Linked DNA regions of Homo sapiens: region 1 is linked to region 2. The links are chromatin loops, found by intact Hi-C in ENCODE. Cell type or tissue: Calu3. All regions are shown on one strand.

What was found. A loop is a pair of places that touch in the nucleus more often than their neighbours do. Peaks named below come from ENCODE experiments on the same cell type or tissue, not always from the same donor. Only the 100,000 strongest peaks of a DNase experiment are listed, where the experiment ranks them.
Region 1: it touches region 2 in a loop (6-fold over the local background); 23 of 110 quality-filtered maps call a loop at or near these places.

The regions. Positions count from the first base shown.
Region 1 is chr2:60,562,597-60,570,596 of GRCh38, reverse strand. No RefSeq gene overlaps it. Among named protein-coding and RNA genes, the nearest start is that of BCL11A, 13 kb to the right of the region's middle. In Calu3, no CTCF peak of the experiment used is centred here; a DNase peak (open chromatin) is centred at 4,896.
Region 2 is chr2:58,757,614-58,765,613 of GRCh38, reverse strand. The region is part of intron 2 of LINC01122 (long intergenic non-protein coding RNA 1122); the gene reads right to left. Among named protein-coding and RNA genes, the nearest start is that of LINC01122, 240 kb to the right of the region's middle. In Calu3, a CTCF peak has its summit at 3,197 (motif pointing left); a DNase peak (open chromatin) is centred at 3,233.

The DNA.
Region 1 (8,000 bases), 1.8 Mb before region 2:
GGGTGTCCCTCCAATTGTGCAGAACCCCGGGATTCAGACAAGCTCTTCACAAGGTCAAACAAAAACCAGACCCGGATCACGGTGCCGCCCAGGATCAAATGGGGCAGGAAGTATAAGCTTATGATGTGAGGATGGAATCTCTGGTGACTCAACAGCGTCTGCGTCCTCAAATGGTTAATTCCCCCAGGCTGTCATATTGCATAAACAGATCTTCCTTTAATAAAATTAATTAGGTTCTGAGCTTTATAGGGTGATGCCCACTGACCCTTTACATGCCTATTGTTCCTAGATCCAAGAGAAAGAAAAAAAAAGAGAGGCTGCCCAGTAGGCAAAACAGAGACCCAAGTTGAAAGATTAGAGATCTCAAGTAGGATCTGGGAGGGAGTGGAAGAAACTAGGTAGCGTTTGCTTCTGAACCGAACTAAAAAAAAAAAAAAAAAAAAACTCCAGAAAAAAACAACAGCGCGGTGGTGGGGTTTTGTTAATTTCGCCTTTTTTTTTTTTTTTGCACGCGCCACGAAATTCAGGCTGCGTTTAGCTCCTGAGAAATATCCAAAGTAATTGCAGATTGCGGAGACGCACAGCATTAGTTCAAAAAAGACCCGAGGCATTGGGGCAGGGTTAGGTGGAGGGCACCGGAGGCTCTACACAAGAAAAGCAGGAACCTGCAAACCCACGTAGATTTCCACTACAACCTTCCCTTTTCTTCTGGCTAGCCATCCAGCGCTCTCCATGGCACTGCATGGCACAAGTTGCTTCTGATAGTCTTTTAAGTTTGCTAAGGGAACTCCTCGAGGGTGGAGTGGGGGCTGGGGTAAGGAATGAGTATCCTGGTCTTTTTCTTTTTTCTTTATCATAAGGGGCTTGAGGTTCCCATCCTGGGGATTACATGAGCTCATCCTGGGCGCCTCTTGTCTCAGATAATCCGAGGCAGGGCAGCAAATACTGCCTGATTTTGTCGGAAAATTTTTTGAAAGGGAAAGAAAAGGAAAAAATCGTCGTAGACCGGATGTTTCCAATTACAGGGGAGCCAGAGAACAGAAAGTGTGTGTGTGCGTGCGTGTGTGTGTGTGTGTGTGTGTGTGTGTGTGTGTGTGTCGGGGGTGGGGGCGCGCGGTGGTTGGGAGCGATGGAGAGGATGGGGCAAGATTTGGAGAGGGTGTAGGTTGGAAGTGGGAAGAGACGCGGCAAGGCAAAATGCAAGAAATGAGGCTTCTGTGAGGAGAAGAGGAAAATAGGAAAATGAAGCAGAACTAGAAAAATGACAAAGTGTTGAGTGCTGATTTATTGCAGAAGCCTCTGGTCATTTCCATATATTGAAATGCGCCCAAGCGGCCAGTCAGTCAATTTCTTTTGAGCTGCTGCCGCCGCTGCCCACGGGCTGCCCACGTGACTCCCCCTCAGTCAGCCTCTTTACCACCCAGCCCCTGATACAGAGAGAAGAGGAGGAAAGAAAGAGAGTGTGGGGCAGAGGAGGCATCTGTGTACTCTAGTGGGTGATCTGGAGAAGGAGACGTTCGTGTGGGTCTTTGGGAAAGGAGGAATGTGGCCTAGGGAGGAGAGAAGCTGATTTCAAGCTCCATTCAAGTGTTACATCGTTACCTCTCTCTGTTTGGCATGTTTCCATCTGTTTCTCTCTCCTCTGTGTCTCTTTTCTCTGACTCTCCTCTCTCCCTCTTTATCTCTCCCCTCTTGATGGTTAAAAAAGGGGTCAGAATTCAGAGATGGAAAAACCCATCTATCTAGAAATGCATAATGAGGATGGGTGTGGAGATGTAGGATATTCAAGTCAGATTTGATTTTGGTATCTTTGATACTATCCGTTGCTTTGGTAGATTTTTATTAAAGAAAGGCACATGTGCACACACACACACACACACACACACACACACACAAATCCTAGATAAAAGCCAGTGAGTTGTTAAAAATGAATTTGCAGCATTAGAGCTGTTAGCATCATTCAGCAAGCAGGAAGCTTGATAATTTCCAGGTGTTGGGGAAAGCCGTTGTCCGGGAGCTCTTACAGAGCTTATAAATCCCTGTTGGGAGGGAGAAAAAAAATCTTTGGAGGTGAATGAAATATCAAATCACAAGACTCCTATGTAGATTTATGATTGCATAAGAGGCTTGATCATTTCCATATACTGAAATGTGCTGTTCTCCTGAGTCTGCCCAGCCCTTCCAGGAGACGAGGCGCTCCGTTCTGCCTTGATCAATGTTGACTATGAAGCAAAAAAGGAGGGGGGGTGGTGGAAAGCAGGCTGGCACCAGATGGAGCGGGGTCTCAGGAAAGGTCAAGGTTAGCCCAGGCTGCTATTGAGTCGGTAGCAGCCTCACAGATAGATCTCTGCCTCGAAGGCACCCACTGGGGCTTCTCAAAATCAAATCTAATAGAAAAGGCAGTCACAGAATGAAATCGCTTCATCTGAATGCTAAAATTGTTATTAGGCTACATTAGAGAGATATCAGGCACGTGGTTACCAAAAAAGGGAGCATGCCTAGCAGTTTGTGTCTGAAAGAAAAGCTATGAATATGTTGATAACATCAGTAATGGGCAAGTAGAAGAGATGGATATCTTTTTTTTATCTGAAGACAGACTAACATATTAAACGAATATTCCCCCCCTCCCCTTTAGCAGGACTACCTATAATTCTAATTGCTTAGAGTTCTTCTTTGGGGGAGGGGAGGTGAAAAATCATTCATTCCAGCAATAGCTGATCCTTATTGATTCAGAAGTTTGACTTACTGGAGGAATTTGTTGAGGTTTTTTTTTTTTTTTTTTTTTTTTTTTCCCAGGTGTGTGCCTTTGGAAATTTATTCCTTAGGCATTACATTAGGGGTTGACACTGGCTGGAAATCAGTCTTTCTGGCTTTGGACCATTGGAAATCTGTTAGAGGACTCCTTCCCTTTCTTCTTCCCCCTCCTCTTTTTCCTTTTGCATTGTTTTCAGAGACTGAACTGTTTCTGGAGAAAATTTCACTTCACAGGCAAACCTCAGCCTAGGAGAGTGCCTGGGATCAGACATCCATAGCCTGTTAGGGTAGCCACACTAGCATTTTTCAGACAGTCTCTCTCCCCCCAATTATCATAATGAAACCCACATTAGCTGTTTTTAACCTACAGCACAGCCATATCTTAAAGAAGGATTTAGTCTTGTAAAATAAATGCGGGCTACACTAGATTAAACATGATGACTGCACTCCAAGGGTTAATAAATTTAGAATTAACAGATCATCCCAGCTTGATACAGCTACTATAGATGATTTAATATGCAGCCTAAGCAGGTTGACAGTCAGCTCACAGATGCAGATAAGATCAAACAGTCTCTTGATTCAATAGATTGAATGGTTGTACGGAGTGTCTAGAAGGTGAGCGACAGAGCGTATATGGCAGGGGTTCTGGGAAAGAGGAGCTTCCATTCCCAACTGCTGTTTTGTGCATGCTGGTTTTCTTTTTCTAACAGTTCACCTTCTGTGGCAGTAAAACCTGGAGTAGGGGTTTAAAAATTCTCCTGATCATATAGAGTGATGGGTGCTTGTTTAAGTTTTGGGTGAGGAAAGGGTTGGTACCATTAATATCGGGATCTATTTCTAATTAGTTCTGCCTGGTAAATAGCATCCACCAGTTTCTCTCCCTTTCTCTCCTTGTGGGCCCTCAGGTCAGAGCTCAACACACAGGATACAAGATTCCTGGATGGTGCAGATAAAGGCAGGCTCATTGCTGAAATTACATAGGTAATTTCCTCAGTCCTCCACTTTGCTGTAGCTGTAAAGATCTGAATATGGAAAAGAAGTACAGAGCTAAGTTGAAATTCAAACTTCAGTATGTAGCCACGGTGAGATGTTTACATTAGGAGAGAGCTTATATTCCTAAAACTGATGTTAAAAAATAGCAAAATTAGGGAGTGTGGGGCCTTGGGGAAGATTGAGGTGAGTCTAACAGAAAAAGTTGAGTGTCTTTCATCAAGGCTTGCCTTGGTGGCTCAGAATCTAGAGTTTTTAATGTACACCTGAGTTTCTTTTGGTAGGTTTAATTTCCTTTTATCTATTTCAACTTTAGAATTTAAATAAGAAGACAAAAAAACCCCACCCAATTTCAATAAAAGTGTATGTGATTTGATGTGATAGACAAGTTTTAACAGTTTTTGTGATTTGATCAGAGCAAGGACTCCTCCTCAACCCATTAGATTCTGTCATGTGAATATATATTCAGGCAATTTAAAAATGCATATTATGTATTCAATAGACCATCACAGGTCTGAATTATATCATATTATTCTGTTCTGTCAGCTACCCCCCGCCCTGCCCATCTTAATATGAAAATCTGTAATAGAGTGACTATAGAGCTATGGCCATCAGATTTCAATGTGCCTAACTTGGTTGTTTCATTTATTTATTTTATTTCATTTTATTTTGAATATCAAAATGTCCAGTCTACACTATAAGCTAATGACTCACAAAATTTTCCTTTAATAGATAAAGCCATTTAAAGCTGTGTAATAGCTGTACATGCTGTTAACACTAACTTTTCCCTTTCTGTTCTAATGTCCTAGTAAGTGGCAGGAAATTCTTCTAATTCAGAATTTATTATCATTAGGTAACCTCTAGGAAATTCTTAAAACATTTCATTCTTTGAAAATGGTGTTTGGGATCTTGGTGAGTTTTTTTTTTTTTAAACCTATCTCTATGTAACATGCATCTTTAAAGGGTTTGAGATAAAAGCAAATTTCCAGATTTTAGGTTGAGGAATGTTTAAAGTGGAACTGTGGCTGACGGGAGGAACTCTGAACTCAGGTATGGCTGTTCCTGGAGCAGGGGAAGTGGGCATTTATTTCACATATTAACCAGATCTAAATGCTTCTGAATTTTATTCTCCCTTTCTTGGACAACCTGTGATTGCAGCAGGGGGCACCACCAACATACGAATTACTTGAAAGTAGGAGGAAGCTCCGGCTTTCCTGTTTCCCTTACTACTTGGAGGCATAACCACTGAAAACAGTTATCTCTCAGAAATTTGCATATTTATAGTGCCTCCTGCAGGTTCCTGTGATTGCTTTACAGTCAGGAAAGGTAACAGAAAAATATATATCCTCCTTTAAAACATGAAAAAGGATCATATAGGAGCAGTGACTAATAGGAGACTAATCCTTGCAAGGAAGCATGAAATTTGTTTCCTGAATATTTTTGTTTTTGTTTTGTTTTAGGATACGAAAGGAATATTTTGGAAGTTATAGGACTAAGTCCCTGATTCCTTGAAAATAGATATAGGAAAATACTTAATGTTTTGAGAAAAAAAAATCAGCATAGACTTACTTATTCATTGCCTGACTACCTCTAAAGAACAGAAAATTCCTTACAGGCGAGGAAAAGCCACCCAATAGATCATTTAAAACCCTAGTTCCATGGCACATATATTGTTTTAGTTCTCATCATAAGCAAAGAACAAATGTGTAGTGTACCTTTGGATATAAAAGTTAATTAGGTCTCAGAAGAGAATAGTTTCATTTTTATTGGCTCTGAGTTCCAAGGATACCTTTGATATACCTTTTCTTTCAGCCCTTCTTGACCGATCCTCTTTGTGGAAGCTGTCCATGGTCCAGACACTCAGGCCTGTTTGGTTCTGGATGCCAGATTTTTGTTACTCTGCTTGCTCTCTTGAAAACCACTCCACCAAAAGTCAGCATCATAATTGAAATTACACCCAGAAAAATCTAATCTTATCTCCACCTCAAGACCAAGGTGCAGTTAATGTGCTGTTTCACCAGGGGTTTCAGTTTAGTGAGAGATTTCATATACTCTTTAGTTGGTGATACTTGGACACAGGAACATTCAGGGAGGATGAGACTGAAGCTCTAATTCTGAGTCATCCTGCTTCCTCCCTGTATCTTCACCAGAACCTCTTTCTTATTTTATCACAAGTCTATTGTACTTAATTTCCTTTTCTTTTAAATGGCCGGTGTACACAGTGCTTATAGAACTGGTATTAGCAATCATCAGCACATCCTTCATGATAGTGGAATTCCACAAGACACGGCCTTCTCTGCATCTTACCCTTTCTATGCAAATGCCTATCAAAATCAAGAGGATAAAAATAATTTTTCCTGAAATTAGGTTTTACATAATAAAGACACCATGTAGTAAAAATAATATGTGCTATCAATAATACTGGAGACATAAATGCCCAAACAGCAAGCAGAAGGATTCTCTTATCACCCATTAGTCACCACAGCACTACGCGTTCTTGTATTCTACCTCTCAGTGTAACATTAGGTGATCTCTCTGCTTGTTACTCTGGCCGGGGAAATTTTCACTGAAATAATTACTGCCATCATCTTATTATTTCAGTGCAAGTTTACATACAATGTTTAGGCATTTGGTATTGTGTTGAAAAAAATGTACCTCAGGATTAATATTTGTTTCCTGGTTGTTGGTTAATCTCTCATTCCTAAAAAAATTAATAAAAGATACCAACTGAAATCAGGGGCTTTTTTGTCCCTTTTAGCATCCATAGTGACAATCTTCTTCCTTCTAAAATGTTTAAAAATTGTAAGTATTGAAGCGCAACTTTTTAGCATTGTCATAAATGTATTAATTTTGGTTGTTACTACAAATCAGATATCATGTCAATCTTACTGAGGGTAAAATAGCTGAAAACACAAGTATGGACTCAGTATTTAAATTTCTTTCTTGGTCACATTAAGTTAAAGAGATCCAGCCCCTTAAATGTGAACATCAGTGGAAAGAAACGATCCATCTTGGAATTCTGAAGACATTACTAAAGCTAAAATCATATAATTTTTTTTTAAAAGAAAGGAGTTCCTTTTTGGTTGGAGGCTGCCTCTGTTTGATTTATTTATGCTAAAATAAAAGAAAAAAAATGGAAAGCTGCATGTTCCCATGAAGGAGAGTTGATTTCTTATAAAACATGTTTTAAAATGAGCATATTTAAAATTTTCTAGAACCTTTAAATCAATACAAGCAAAAGATCTATAATCTTTAGCAAAACCCCCTTATGTGCTTAATATTCAAATAATGTATATGCTTTCCCCTAATATATTTGTAGTCAGAAGCTTAGTTTATTTTAAAAATCCACTAATTAAGCTCTGAGTTCAAGATTCAATATTTTGAGAAGAGAAGGTCATACTTCTTTACTCATCATATGTCAAGAGCATATACTGATATTTCCCTTGCTCCCTGAGCCAGGCCAGAAAAAATCACTGTTTGGGGGTGTATGGGAAGGGGGTTGCCCATATAAAGCTCTGTGAGCTTTGCCTGTTGCAAATGAAAACCAGCTAGACAGGTCTTGATATTTAAAGAACGTAGTGTCTGGAGAATCAGCCTCCAGAATTAGTCTCTCAGAGTTACTCTGTTATGATGCTCTTGAAATTTGGCTGTTTGAATATTTTGCTGCATTTCAAAATCTGAGAATTGAGAACAATAAAAAGGACATTTTGTCTATGGTAGATAGGATTTTGAAGTTCCTGGGAATCTAAGTGGTTTACTTTGTAAGTCTTTGTTCATGTACCAGACATTTTCCTAAGGTTCTACTCTGTGCTGAGGGAGAGAAAGATGAAAATGACAGAGACTGTGCCCTATAAGCTCTAACAACTTAGGACTTGGGTGATGTGGTGGCTTTTATGACATATATACAAAGATATTATACACACATATATACACAGATATTATATGGAATATACACAGAGAGACATGTAATTGTTTCCCCCTGATGGAAGTGGGTGTGGAGTTTATAATATGTAGGTTAAATAGCAGTGCAAATGGCCCATGTTTCTTAACTATTTAAAAAATGAAATAAAATAATATAATTTTCAATTATTGAGTACTTATTAGTGAGCAACGCAAATACCCATGTCTTTTTCACTGGCAGCAGCAACTGAAAATATATTTGTGGAATTCATTCCTTGATTCAGGAAATGTATTAAGTGCCTACTATGTGTTAGGGAACCAAAACAAAAAATTGGCTGGACGCAGTGGCTCACGCC
Region 2 (8,000 bases):
AAAAAAATAGAAGTCAAGTTGAGTTATCTACATTAAAAAAAACTCCAGGTGATAACATTTTAGGTATCTAAATAAGCGTTAATTTGAAAGAAATGCTTATAACTCCATATAATTTTTTTTAAGTTTCACAAAGATTTCTAGACCTGTTTTTTTAAAAATCTACTTGAGAGAGAGAGAGAGAGACTACAAATAGAAGCATGACCTGAAAATAGCACCCACAATAAACTGCATTAGGAAAAATTTAATTAATGGGGTAAACATCCTATGCCAGTTGCATGTTTTTAATACGTGGGGATGTCCCAAACCAGCAACAATGCTACAAGACTGGAAAAGCATATTGTCTTTTCAGTATATAATAAGAGGCAGCCGAATGTAAAGAAATACCTATCCATATGTGAATATAAATAAGAAACCTAATGTAGATGAACAAATTGCTCTTCAGGATGAAGCACAGTGATGGAAGCATTGCTCTGAGAATCCAGGATTATCGAATCTTTATTATTCTTTTTTTTTTAAAAATGCAAGAATGAACAAATTGGCAAGGCTTTTGTTCCAAGATTACTTTCTTATGTATTTCTTTCACCACTTCCTGCTCCACCACCCAAAAGCTCACCTTTAAGTATCGCCTTTTAGCCAGTGATAAGCAAAGTTTCCTGGGCTGCTTTCACAACAACTGCCTGGAAAAGTGCACAATGGAAACAACCACAGCCACCATGAAAATGAATCTCACCTTTGAAACTTCCTTCCCCCAAACAAGTACAGTTATAAGTCACAGGAAATGGGGAACCCATATGCCTGTATTGAAATTTAGATAACTGTAATTATTTGAAATTTGAAATACTGAGCACAAAAATAATTAAATTTGGAAAGGCTCCTAGAACATCATCTAAGCTCCGAACATTACTTCAAAGAGAGCGTCCTTCCCACCCACCTCTATCCAAAACAAAGTTACTTCTTTAACTTCTTTCTCTGGTCTGGAAATCAACATGCCTACATCCTCTTATATTTGAATTTATTTTCTCTGCCAAAACTCAGCATCAGTGCCTTTAGGCGCACATAGGAAATGAAGTGGGTTGAATCTGCTATCTTTAGCTATCCTTCTATGCATGACTAAAAGCTGAACAGAGTTAACTGACCTCATATGTATATGAACTAATTGTATGACAAACCTGTTTTCTCCTTTATATATTAAAAAAAATTGTGTGTGTGTGAGCTTTCTAATCTTGAAATATATACATAAGGATTTTTAAAAATATACTTCATTGCAACAGGTCATTCCATTAATGGAAGCTTATTATATATTATTTCTAGAACAGTTGAGTATAGTTTAGAATTTGTCAAGTTTATTTTCTCTACCTCATTATCGAAGAAATAAAAAATATCAATGAATCCTGAGCCTATTCTGTCAAAATTGGATGGATACTATATGTAATTTAAATTGCAATAAAATTTATGTTTATCTTTCCAGTCTAGATCTAAAAATCTTGGTCTGATTTCCTCTGTAAAGAAAGTAGAAATGGTCAACTCTAATGGAATCAGATATGACTTGAAAGAAACCCAACATTCAAAAAATTTTTTAACTCAGCCAGAAAATGTCAAGATAATTAGTCCCAATCACATAAAGGAGTCATCATTTTACAAAAGTATCCAATGCTCTTTTTTAGCATAAATAATGTTCTAAAATTAACACAACCAAATTTGTTTAAAGTCACCTATAATCTAAATCCCTACAAAATAGCCTATGTAATCCAAAATGCCTCCCAGTTGCTACATATAAACATACTCACATTTTACATCTTGTATGTAAAATTTTGAGTAAAATTTTATATACATAGTATGTACATTATACTTTTCCACTTAAAACTATAGATCAGACATTCTTCTTGCTCATCATAATTGAATGGCCTTTTAAAAGTCTAGCTTTTTTTAAGTCTAGCTTTTAAATAAATGAATAAGTTTTCAATCGGAAGCAGTATCATCATTTTGTTTTTAAACAGGAAGCTTTCATCCTCTGATACCAAATAAAGAATTCAAGGCCAGAAGGACCATTTTTGAAAGCTTAATATTCTTGGTATTTATGTTAGTACCTGTGATTGATCATGCTTCCCACTTAACAATGATCTGAGGGTCCTAGCTGGGAAGCCAAAACTTATTTTGTTCATACCCTCGAACCGTAAGACAACTTAACCAATCAAGATCACTGGAAAGTATAGAGGTTGCTGTTATAAGCCTGTCCATATCCGAGGCACAGAGCTTCTCTCCACGAAAGGCTTCTCCAACAAAAGAATTATTTGCAAATTCCAAACTCTACTCTTTGGAGCTATTCTCCAGAATGCTGAAGCAGTACAACAGCCAGGACCATTTGTGGGCAGGTTTTGTAGCCAAATGAAAAATACATAGAAAACATCTCACAAAAATGGATCAAATCAATAAAGCAAATAAACACTTCTCTTCAGCACTCAGCAGGTACAGACTTATTTTCCCACCCTTCTAAAGTAAATCAGCAATCTATCTTGAAAAATAAAAAGAATATTTCACCACAAATTGACTGCATTTAATAAAATACAAGCTCTCCTGCCCAGACAGAGAAAATTTGAAATCAATAGTCAAATTCCCCATCTTCTCTAAGTGAGAGAAACTAACATATAACTTCACTGTTGCTCCATGAAATTATCCCATGGTTCTTCATGTTGCAGCAAGAACCCTGCCAATTCTTCACTTTTCAGGTAAAGAGGAAAGACAATGCACAGTAAATAAATAAACAAATGACTGTCTCCTTTGGCAAACAGTTAAAAAAGAAAATAATAGTTTCCCTGTTAGGAATAGATTCAGGACACCAATACTTGAAATGTATTGTTAGAAAGTGTACTATCAATTTTTTTTTAATTAACAGATTCCTCTCAAATGGATTTTTGTAACAATTTCTCTAAAAGTAACATGATGCAGGGCTGAATTAGCTAAAGAAAAAAAAATATTTTAAAGAAAGAACCTTAATATGGTGCTTCAACCACCATGGTGGAATACTTTCAAACTGGCACCAAGATGGACACTTGGGCAGACACAAACTGTGGGCGATGTTTTATGATTCCAACCACCATGGTGATGCCTCTGCCAAGCAAGCTTGGGAAGAATGCTCCTGAAGGGCCACAGTTCTGTGGCCTCTGTTGCTGGAAATTTGCATGTGTAGAAAGGTCCCAGGGCAAAATTTGTGGCACTTCGGTGCCCCCTTGTGACCAATTTGGCACCAGCATGAACTACACCAGCCCTTGTAGAAAGTGAGAGCAGGAATTTCTTAAATCCCACAAGAATGCAGGGTGGGGCGGAGAATTATAATGTTCTATCTCTGTGTATGTGAGAAAGTCTGATGCCGGTGCAATGAGAGATTTCTACACCACTGCTTTCTCACAACAATTCGATGCCCTCCACCTGAACCCCATGGCTGGATTTCATCTGAAGATAAACCAGAATGAACAGTCTTGCAGCCCTGGCTCTCAGACCCCCATCAACAAGGGGAATCATTTTAGATTGAAAAATGTTATGTTCTTATTATCTAAATTTAAGAAAATTGGAGATAGCATTTAAAGTCTTTTTGATAGAGTCTTTTGCTTGGCCTCAAATCTCTCTCAAATTTTGAGCCCTGCCAGATTATTTTATACATTTTTATGACACTATTTCATTTCCCCCATCATTATTTTTTTCTACATGCAAAATGACTTTTTTGGAAAATTGTGTCACCAATGGATGCAAGAATGTAACTACATTTATCAGCTCCATTCCCTTTCACCTACACAACACCTCAAAGCATTAAAAACCAATTCTACATGTAATAAAGCTTGTAAATATTTCAGATTCAATGTTGGGTTGAGGACGAAGGACAGTTTCCCCCACAAATACAAATTTGCTTCTGATGTTTATCTCTGCAGATGGTTTGACTGCAGATCCAGAATTGGATTGCCGTTCTGTCTGCAAAAATTACCTGGGAACCATCTACTCCTTCTCAACACATTTATTCACACAGCTCCAAAGACATTCCAGTGTGGGGGTTACATGCTTTCTTTGAAGGAAAGGACTGCTGGAGGTTTCAAACTTCACATTGTATCCAAGGGCTGAAGGATGAGGGAGCCAGTGATAAACCAGAGAAATGAAAGGCAGAGAAAGTAAAGCAGTGTGAGGGAAAGCACATGAATGAAAAAGAATGAGAAGAAAGTGCTTGATCTTGCATTTCTAACAAGTTCTCAGATAATGTTGATACTGCTGGCTTAATCAGTCCCCATATCCTGGGGAAAATGTCCTTTGTATCTCAAGTGGGAATAGAGTACAATTGTGACTCCTTTCTTGCTCTTGTTTTGAAAATCATTAGAAATATCTTTGGGAATCACAACACTGCACTCATGGTTTTCTTTACGCTTTTGGTAGCACAGTGGGTCTCATGGATGATGGATGTTCTGCTGTTCATCTTCAAAGACAGGTAAAGCCCTGGTTGTACTATCACCACTGCTGCTCAGTGAAACTCTCTTGTGAAGTCTCTGTGCATTTTCAGTAGGATGAAGGGGGAAACCCCTGAGTGGCTCTTCAGGATCATAAACTACTGTTGAATACTACTTTCATTGAATATTTTCATTAAAAAAAAAAGGGCTATGAATTAAGGAAAGAGAAATGATTTTTGCTTCTGCTAGTTGAATCTCAGCCTCCACCATACTTTGCAACAAACAAATTGTTTAATTTCCGTCTTAACCCTCTGTCAATATTGCCTTTATTTGGCAAGCCTTTGGTGAGAATGACTTGTACTTCCATGCCCCATGCTCCCTGATGCTAATGGTATTTACTTAAAAAAAAATCCACTTTATGAAGGGTCATGAGTCTCTAGGGGAATGATAACTGCCACAGATAGGGATTGAATCTGTTACCTTGACCTCTCTCACAGTACTTTTTAACCTAGGGCTTTGTCTTGACAAAGTGCTGTGCCTGGAATACTCACAAAGTAAGGTTACAAGTAATGTGTTGCTGCTACTAGTAAAGTACGAAAGTTTGTGAGAGATTTATATTCACATCCATACACTACATCCAGACATGAGAAGAACTTCAATGTCATCTATGGAGTAAAAACACTGCAAATTGTTTTCCTAGTTTTTGCTCTGGGAGATGTGAGAGAGAGGTCTAGAGTTCCAGTTGGTTCCCTTGCTCACCCAGGGCCTAGGACTCAATGCTTGACCCCTTGCTCTAGCAGATACTCTCAGGGACAGCCACCATGCATAATATTTGCCAGAAGAGTTAAACCACCTCTTCCTATTGAACGTGTCTTCAGCACAGAGTTGACTTGGGAACGAGACAGTGAGTCCCAGTGACCTAGAGCCCAGAAGGAAAAGATAAGAAATGTTCTCAGTATCGAGGCTTCTCTATTCTAAGTTGGAGAAACTGACAAAGGTATCATCCACAGTTTGCTTAGAAATATCTTCTACCAGACAGTCTCATAACCTGGTCCTTTACTTCACTCAGGTGTGCTCAAAAGCTTCCTCTTTAGAAAGCCCTTTTCTGATCACCCTGTCCAAAAGAGCAATCCTAACTCAGACATTCTTGATCCTATATACTGCTATATTGTTCTCTGTGGCACTTATTTCTATTGACATTACACTTGATTATTGGCTATCCTTGTCCACAGTTGTATCTCTAATGCACAGAAGAGTGCCTGCACAGTAAGTGCTCAGTAAATATTTATGAAAGGGCCAACTCAATGAACTTTGGGTACATCCAAGTAAGTACAGATGCTTCTTGACTTACAATGGTGTTATGTCCCAATAAACCCATCATAAGTTGAAAATGAATTTAACACACTGATATGGTTTGGATGTTTGTCCTCTTCCAATCTCACATTGAAATGTGACTTCCAGTGTTGGAGGTGGGGCCTGGTAGGAGGTATTGGGTCATCAGGGTGAATCTCTCATAAATGGCTTAGTGCCATCCCTTGGTGATGACTGAATTCTCACTCAGTCAGTTTACACAAGTTCTAGTTGTTTAAAAGAGTGTAACACTTCTTCCCTTTCTCTTTTGCTCCTGCTCTTGCCATGTGATGGTCTGGCTTCTACTTCACCTTCTGTCATGACTGTAAGCTTCCTGAGGCCATCATCAGAAGCAGATGCCAGCACCACACTTCTTGCACAGCCTGCAGAACTGTGAGCCAATTAAACCTTTTGTCTTTATAAATTACCCAGCTTCAGGTTTTTATGACAATGAACTAATGAACTAATACAATATGTAACCTACCAAACATCAATAGCCATGCTCGGAACATGTACATTAGCCTCCAGTTGGGCAAAATCATCTAAGACAAAGCATATTTTTATAATAAATCATTGAATATCTCATGTAATTTATTGAATACTGTACCAAAAGTAAAAAACAGAATCATCGTACGAGTATTCATCATTAATGTATACAGCTGAAGGCACAGTAGGCCTGAAGAATGTTGAAGCACTGAACTAAAATTAATTGCTGGATGATGAGGATGCTACAGATAGTCATGAGTTTATCTTAGTTTAGGAAAAGATCAAAATTCAAAGTACAGTTTCTACTGGATGTGTACCACTTTTACACCACTGTAAAGTTAAAAAAAATAGTAGGTTGAACCATTGTAAGTTGGGGACCATATGTATTTCCCATATGTAAACATTTCCTTAAAAAAAAAAAAAAAACTGAAGAACCTCTGCTCCCATCAACTATCTTCTGCTTCTCCAATTTGGGAATGACATGCCTGAGAGTACCCACATCAGAAAATACTCACAGTCCCCAGGTTAACACAGCACATGGCTCTCAAACTTTATTATACAACACAGTCACCTAGAGAGCTTGTTAAGAACCAGTGGAGCTTGATAGCTAAGCTCTACCCTTAGAGTTTCTGATTCTGTAAGTGGATGTCTGAGAATCTGCATTTCCAGCAAGTTCCCAGATGATGTTGATACTGCTGGTTTAAGGATCACACTAAACATCACTTTTTCTCTAAAATGCTGCAGTCATGGCAGCAGGTGATGGTTGTTAAATACTTTAAGAAATTAAAACACAGACATATTATGGAGTACAATGTACATTTCTCTGCATTTTTAAAAAGAAATGGTTTTCTTGCTGAGGGTTGATTTGGCATGAACGAAGTAAGAGTTTAACTCTTCCACGTGACTAAGGGCACTGGAGTACAGCTGGTTGAAGAGAACTGATCTAAGCCATGTTAGACTCAAGACAAAAGTTTCATGAATGCCCCAAGTTCTTCAATGCAGTGAGTCTCTCAAGAGGTGATGCAGAAGGAAATATCGAGGCCTGGTCTGTGGGTAGGTAGGGTGGGGAGCCCCTCCATTAGGCTAACGACAATTTCAGAGTGACCACAGGAAGCAAAGTTTAGCCTGGCAGTTAGTGGCGGGCAGCCAGGGGGCTCAGGGTTGCCAGAGCTCACCACACAGAGCGAGGCTGTAATGTCATGCTATCAGTTATCTGGGTCAGCCATCTGCGAGGCCTGTTGCTTTTCAATGGTGCTCTCGAGCCTTCAGTTTCATCTTTCTCTTTCACCCAGAAAAGAAAAGAATTGAAGGTAATTTAATGCCTTATAAAAAGGCACATCCTGTAATGTTTGCATCTTCCTTGTCCACATCATATTGCATGACTATTCTGTGGGATCCTTACCAAAAGTGACACGGGGCGAACTACCACTAGAATCCAAAGCAGAGAGTCATCTTCTGGTTGCAGACTGTCAAGGAAATGAAATCCAACCTTTAACCATCATCGTTCTCACTGAATGCATTGACCAAGTGTACTGTGCGTGATGGGCACACAGACTGGAAAAAAGCAGCAGTTTAGAAAAAGAAAAAGACAATTTCAGTGCTTTTGGTGTATGTTGCTTCCTTATCAAATGAATAAAGCTAATTCACTATTTACACATGAAACAAAATCTTGGTTCTGTGTATTCATATAAATATTTCAAAGGCCAGAGATCTTTTTCTTTACCATTTAGGTCTTCT